Regions from separate parts of the Homo sapiens genome. Here region 1 is linked to region 2. A link is a contact called in ENCODE Hi-C or POLR2A ChIA-PET data. All regions are on one chromosome and are shown on one strand. The core of a region is the stretch at or near the end of the contact, and the rest is flanking DNA. Distances in the headings are between cores, read along the strand shown.

Evidence for each region. Hi-C counts contacts between places; a loop is a spot of excess contacts on that map. ChIA-PET counts read pairs that join two places held with the same protein, here RNA polymerase II (POLR2A). Pooled maps may share reads with other maps.
Region 1: a loop to region 2 is called in a map of cardiac septum, with 2.3 times the contacts of the local background. The contact joins two enhancer-like sites. A Hi-C loop is called at or near these places in 2 of 168 maps with a recorded cell type or tissue (cardiac septum and mammary epithelial cell) and 8 of 50 pooled maps. POLR2A ChIA-PET finds 5 or more read pairs at or near these places in 15 of 52 experiments (A673, CD4-positive, alpha-beta T cell, CD4-positive, alpha-beta memory T cell and 11 more).

The regions. Positions count from the first base shown.
Region 1 is chr12:12,501,862-12,504,943 of GRCh38, forward strand. All of the region lies in intron 3 of DUSP16 (dual specificity phosphatase 16), which reads right to left. Among named protein-coding and RNA genes, the nearest start is that of DUSP16, 59 kb to the right of the region's middle. Within about 2 kb of position 1,655, at least 2 of the 41 ENCODE cell types and tissues checked have a DNase peak (open chromatin) inside an H3K27ac peak, as active enhancers do; they include CD4-positive, alpha-beta T cell, where a contact is called at or near this core.
Region 2 is chr12:12,442,185-12,445,249 of GRCh38, forward strand. The region is part of intron 3 of BORCS5 (BLOC-1 related complex subunit 5); the gene reads left to right. Among named protein-coding and RNA genes, the nearest start is that of BORCS5, 87 kb to the left of the region's middle. Within about 2 kb of position 1,492, at least 18 of the 41 ENCODE cell types and tissues checked have a DNase peak (open chromatin) inside an H3K27ac peak, as active enhancers do; they include CD4-positive, alpha-beta T cell, where a contact is called at or near this core.

The sequences.
Region 1 (3,082 bases), core at 405-2,904, 60 kb after region 2:
TGCCTGTAATCCCAGCTACTCAGGAGGCTGAGGCAGGAGAATCGCTTGAACCTAGAAGGCGGAGGTTGCAGTGAGCCGAGATTGCGCCACTGCACTCCAGCCTGGGCAACAGAGCAACACTCCGTCTCAAAAACAAAAATAAAAATAAAAAAACAACAAATAACATGTTAAGTCTTATTAGAAGATAGTACCTTTTTAACTGAGCCTTGAACAAGATCCTGAAATCTGACTCAAGTATTTATCTTCATCTCTTTGAGTTATATTGTATTAGACTTTCTCCCACTTCAAGAAACACACAAAATATGCCCTTGAAAACTGCTAGAAGTGCAGGAAGTTGAGAGGGAATCATCTTTCATTATGCCCTGTATTATGTTTAATTCAAGCATAATTCAGCCAGACGCCTGTCTCTACTGTCTAGGCTCAGTGCAGGGTCCTCAATGCAACAAGTTAGAATGGTAGGCAGTTGACAACTATGCCACCTGCAGAATGTAAAAAGAGTGGCCTGGCCTCCAACCTGACCAAGTGTCTTTCTATATATTTTTTAACACAGAAGCAGTTAAAGCTCTTCCACTTACTGAAGTTCTTAAGGTAATCTGATAGGCAGAATACATGGATCCATTATAGAAATCACAAATTCCTTTGTGTCACAGGCCCTCAGGATACCTGCACCTTACAGTTTCATGGTTTCATTTTTTTTTTTTTTTTTTGAGACGAAGTTTTGCTCTTGTTGCCCAGGCTAGAGTGCGATGGCATGATCTCAGCTCACTGCAATCTCCGCCTCCCGAGTTCAAGAGATTCTCCTGCCTCAGCTTCCTGAGTAGCTGGGACTACAGGTATGCACCACCACCCTCGGCTAATTTTGTATTTTTAGTAGAGACGGGGTTTCTCCATGTTGGTCAGGCTGATCTGGAACTCCTGACCTCAGGTGATCCACCTGCCTTGGCCTCCAGTTTCATTTCTTACCGTTTCCAATGATGACCTCCAGCCACATAAAACTCATTGTTATTTCACATTTCCATGCCGTTCTCTTGTCCAAGAATACCACCCTCACACCGCCCCATGCATGCACACGTAGAAGCCACGGTACATACAGCATACACATGTGGGCAAGCCCCATGATCATACAGCAGAGGAAGTAAGAACACAAGCCCTTGTACCTGAGTTCCTGTCCTGGCTTTACCACTTTCTAGTTGTCTGATTTGTCAAGTTACTTAAGCCCCTCCTACTCTAATTTCCTCATCTATAAAATGAGGATAATGATCACACCTATCTCACAGAGTTGTTGAGATAATTAGTTAGTATATCAAAAGTATTTTGTGCCTGGCGTATAGTAAAGCACTCAGGAGGTATCACTGGTTATTGCTTTTTTTTTTTTTTTTTTTGAGACAGAGTCTCACTCTGTCGCCCAGGCTAGAGTGCAGTGGCGCGATCTTGGCTCACTGCAACCTCCGCTTCCCGGGTTCAAGCGATTCTCCTGCCTCAGCCTCCCGAGTAGCTGGGACTACAGGCGCATGCCACCACATTTGGCTAATTTTTTATTTTTAGTAGAGACAGGGTTTCATCAAGTTGGCCAGGCTGGTCATGAACTCCTGACCTCAGGTGATCTGCCCACCTCGGCCTCCCCGTTTTTTTGTTACGGTGATCAAACATTCAGTATCTAGCGCCATCTGTGGGGCCTTCCTCCACCTTTGAGCTGCGGCTGTTTAGCTACACCTCCTTAGTATTCATCTGAGACAAAAAGTGGAAAAAGGAATGCCTGTAAGGTTAACTTCCCAAAGTGTGCCCCAGAGCACTGGCGTCCTGCAAGAAGCTGACAGACAGGATAGCGGTCTAAAAAGTGAGAGAAATATTGTATATCCTAGCTCCCTGGCAGAGTCAGAGCACATGTTAACTTACTAAAGGTTCTAAAAAGTATTTTCAAAGAAACTGGTTTCATTTATTGAAGTCTAGTAAGTTTCCCCAAACTTATCTGACCATGGAATTCCCCCTAAAATATATTAATAGCTAGTAGAATTCACACTTACAAAATGCTACGCTAGGGTCAAAGCAACTACTGAAATGGAGTCAATCAGAACTCCTGTACTTACAAGTACAACCCACAGACAATCTCAAAAAAAGGGGGTCAGCCAATATTGGTATATAAGTGCCCACTGTTTAGAATTTATGCTTTTGTTTCTATTCGTGTTTTGTTCCTTTTCAGTCTCTCTAATTGAATAACACAGTCATTATTTAAGTGAGTTTTTTCCCCAAGGTAGTTCTTGTAACAATAAATGTTAAAGATTCTCATCATTCTTTGCTTTTCTTACACCTACCCAACCTAACAACTGTCAGGCACTATTTTAATTACAATTAAATTGTATGATGTTAAATTTTAATGTGGTGTCTATTAACATGTAGTTTTGGTGTTTCTCTTTTTTTTCTTAAAGACAGGGTCTCACTCTGTTGCCTAGGCTGGAGTGGCATGATCTCAGCTCACTGCAACCTCTGCCTCCCAGGCTCAAGTGATCCTCCCACCTCAGCTTCCCGAGTAGCCAGGGCTACAGGGGAACACCACCACGCCCAGCTAATTTTTGTATTTTTGTAGAGACAGGGTCCTTCCTATGTTGCCCAGGCTGGTCTCAAACTCCTAGGCACAAGTGATCTACCCACCTTGGCCTCCCACAGTGCTGGGTTTACAGGCATGAGCCACTGCGCCCTGCCAGTTCTGGTGTTTCTCTAAAGAACTGTCTTCATATATTTTTCAATTCTGGCTCTAAAACAGTTCCTGGAATGGTTGTCATTTAAATTCAACAAAACAGCTTGGGCAACATGGATAAACCCAATCTCTGTTAAAAAAAAAAAAAAAAAAAAAGAAAGAAAGAAAAAATTAGCCAGGCATGGTGGAGTATTCCTGTAGTTCCAGCTACTTGAGAGGCTGAGGTGGGAGGACTGTTTGAGCCCAGGAGGTTGATGATGCAGTGAGCTGTGATCGCACCACTGCACTCCAGCCTGGGTGACAAAGTGAGACCCTGTCTCAAAAAAATACATACATACATCCAACAAAACAATATTCCAATAAATGTTCTCAAAGAGAAAACAGAGA
Region 2 (3,065 bases), core at 242-2,741:
TCTTACTTCTGCCTCATTCTAGTTGCTGTCAGTGGGTAAATGTGTTCATAGATTAGAACAAGTTGCAGCACAGACTTTTGGAGCTTCTCTTGTCACTGCCCTGGGTCTTATTTCTGCCTCATTCTAGTTGCTGTCAGTGGGTAAATGTGTCATAGATTAGAACGCCTTTGTAACTAAGATAAAGCCACAAGCTTTATTTTGTTACAGTTCCTGTGTGCTTGCTTGAAGGCCTTGAGAGTACATTCATGATATGATTCTAGTAACTCCTGTTTTAATTCTTAGATGTGTTGATAAGCATAGTGTATTGACATAAACCAGTATGAAGCATGGAGGGGGTTCAGATGAACTGGTAAGAAAAACTTGCAATCCTTGGAAAGCCATATGATTACACAGGATTATGAAGAGGCCCTAAGGTTTCTCTAATTTAGCCCTTTCATTGTGCAAATAAAGAAACCAAGGATCTTCGAGTGTATATGGGATTTGCTGGGTATCTTTCCATTAGATAATGACTAAGATGGTATTAGAAGGTGAGTCATCTTTTCCACTGCACCATACTACTTATGTTCTGCCTCTTTGGAGTCCTTCATTTCATTTTTGGTTATTCCTTTTTTTACATGGTAGGTCCTCAACTGGTGTTTGAAGGAATGCACGAGAGTTGCCATTCATGGGCCTGCACACAGGGCTGGGCAGGGATTTCTTTCTGTCATCGGTACCGTAATGTTTAAGACCCAGCTGGAGTCATTTTCCAAGTATTTGACCTGACTTCCTGTACTGTGTGTCCTCCCAGGGAGAGAGACTGATCCAGATTAAATGAGTAGTTCCGAGTGTTGCACAGAGCATCACTGTCTGAACTGGCATTAGCATTCACTTTGAGCTCCTTTGGTTAAAAGCCTGGTTAGCGTGAGCTGTTGGCCAGGTGAAACTGTTGCTATCGCCCTGACACTGTGAACCGAATCTCCTTTAAATGACAACATTGTTAGAGTCCTGTGGCCGCTTTTAAATATATTTTGGCTTCAGTTGCTTCTTTCTTGACCTGAAATTATAAAATGAGTTGGGAGTACCTATTGCAAAGCTGCAAATTTTGACAAGAACATTGAGATGTCGGCTTCTTTTTGCTGAAATCCTGAGGCAAGACATTTCAAGAAAATTTTATGTTCCCATAGAATGTCACAAGTTACTCTGGCATCAATTCCAGGTTGAAACCTTACAGTGTAATTATAGTTTCCCCCCTTCTTGTCCTTTGGGCAACCTTTCTTTTCTGTAAGAAATACAACTGGTCCCCTGGGTGGCAGGAAATCCAGGTGGGGGAGTGGGCTGCTTCTGGTTCGGCGGACTGTAAGGTATGCTGCACAGGGCTTCCTTGGGCCTGGCCCCACACTTCCTTTGCACCAGCACTGTCCTGCCAAAAGCCAGAAATCCTGGAAGAGGGCCGAATCTAGTTTATTACTTGCCTGTTGGAAATGTAGGCTTGTGTTTTTTGGCAAGGCATGAGCAGAGCCCGGTTATTTGACTGCTCTGAGATTTAACTCCATTCCGCTTTTGGACAATGACATATGAGCATGTGTGAACAGCAGCCCCATTTCCCCCCAGTTTGCCTGCCCTAGACATGCCCTCAGACAGCTGGCTCTGCCAGCTTTCCCAGTGCCAGGTTCTAGAGCCCCTGTTCTTCTCCCTCCCCTGCTCATTTCCAGTCCACCAGAGCGGGCAGTGTCAGAGGTCCCATGCAGCCTCCTCTCTTGTGAGGAACCCCAGAGCACCTGTAGTCTCTAAGCCAACTAGCCAGTATTGAGGGCTCCTGGGTTATGGAAATGAAACCAGGGCTGGGAAAAGATATTCCCTGTCCTGTATCACTTCCAATGAAGAGAAACAAGAATTTTAGCAAATTGAACATTGCTGCAGTGCCTAGAACAATGCCTGGCATGTAGTAGATGTTGAATAAATACTTGTTTAATGAACAACTTTATATTCTTCAATTATCTCATCCTAGGGACTGATAAGTTTTCTCATTCTATCAGAGAAAATAAAGGTTATGAGGGTTGCATTAGGTAGAGTAAGCTAGGCTACAGCTGTAAGTAGACTCAAAGATGTGTAATGGATCAAATGCAACAGAAGTTTATTTGTTGCTCTTGTTCAAGGTGGGTGTTTCTGGTTAGCAGGTGACTCTCCTCCATTGAGTTCAGGGACTCAGTTTCCTTCTATCTTGTGGCTCTGCCGTCCCCAAAGACCACCTTGCTGATAGTGTCCAGTGGCAAAAGGGAAAAAAGAGTGGACTAGCACAGTTAGGAGGTTCTTACGGGCCAAACCTATGAGTGTTGCCTATGACTTCGGCTAGAACTCAATTACATGGCCACAGCTAACTCCAAAGAGGCTGGGAAATACAGTCTATTGTGTGCCCAGGGGTACACTAAATTTTGAACATCTGTGTCATCTTCGAACTTAGATTCCTAAAATGCATCTGCAGCCCAGCTTTGAGATTCAGAAGGCCTGATGCAAGGTTCCATGGTAAATTTTGCTTGGTTTAAGTCCTCCTGCCAATGAAAACCAAGTGACATTAGGAACAGATCTAACAATAAGTTAAAAAAAAATCAAGCTATAATAGTTTATATTCAATATGATTTCAACTGTGTTAAATATTCTGTTTGTTTATTTTAGAGCAGGGTTGTCCAATATTTTGGCTTCCCAGCCACATTGGAAGAATTGTCTTGGGCCACACATAAACATATTAATGCTGAGGATAGCTAATGAGCTTAAAAACAACAACAACAAAAAAAACTCATAATATTTTAAGAAAGCTTACAAATTTATATTAGGCCACACTCAAAGCTGTCCTGGACTGCATGCAGCCCACGGCCGAACAATCTTGTTTTAGAGACAGGGTCTCCCTGGTCTCCTTCTGTTGCCCAGGCTGGAGTGCAATACCACAATCATAGCTTCCGGTAGCCTCAAACTCCTGGGCTCAAGTGATCCTCCCACTTCAGCCTCTCAAGTAACCAGGACTACAGGTGTGCCACCTACCTGGCTAATTTTTAAATTTTTTTGTAGAGACAGTGTCTTGCCATATTGCC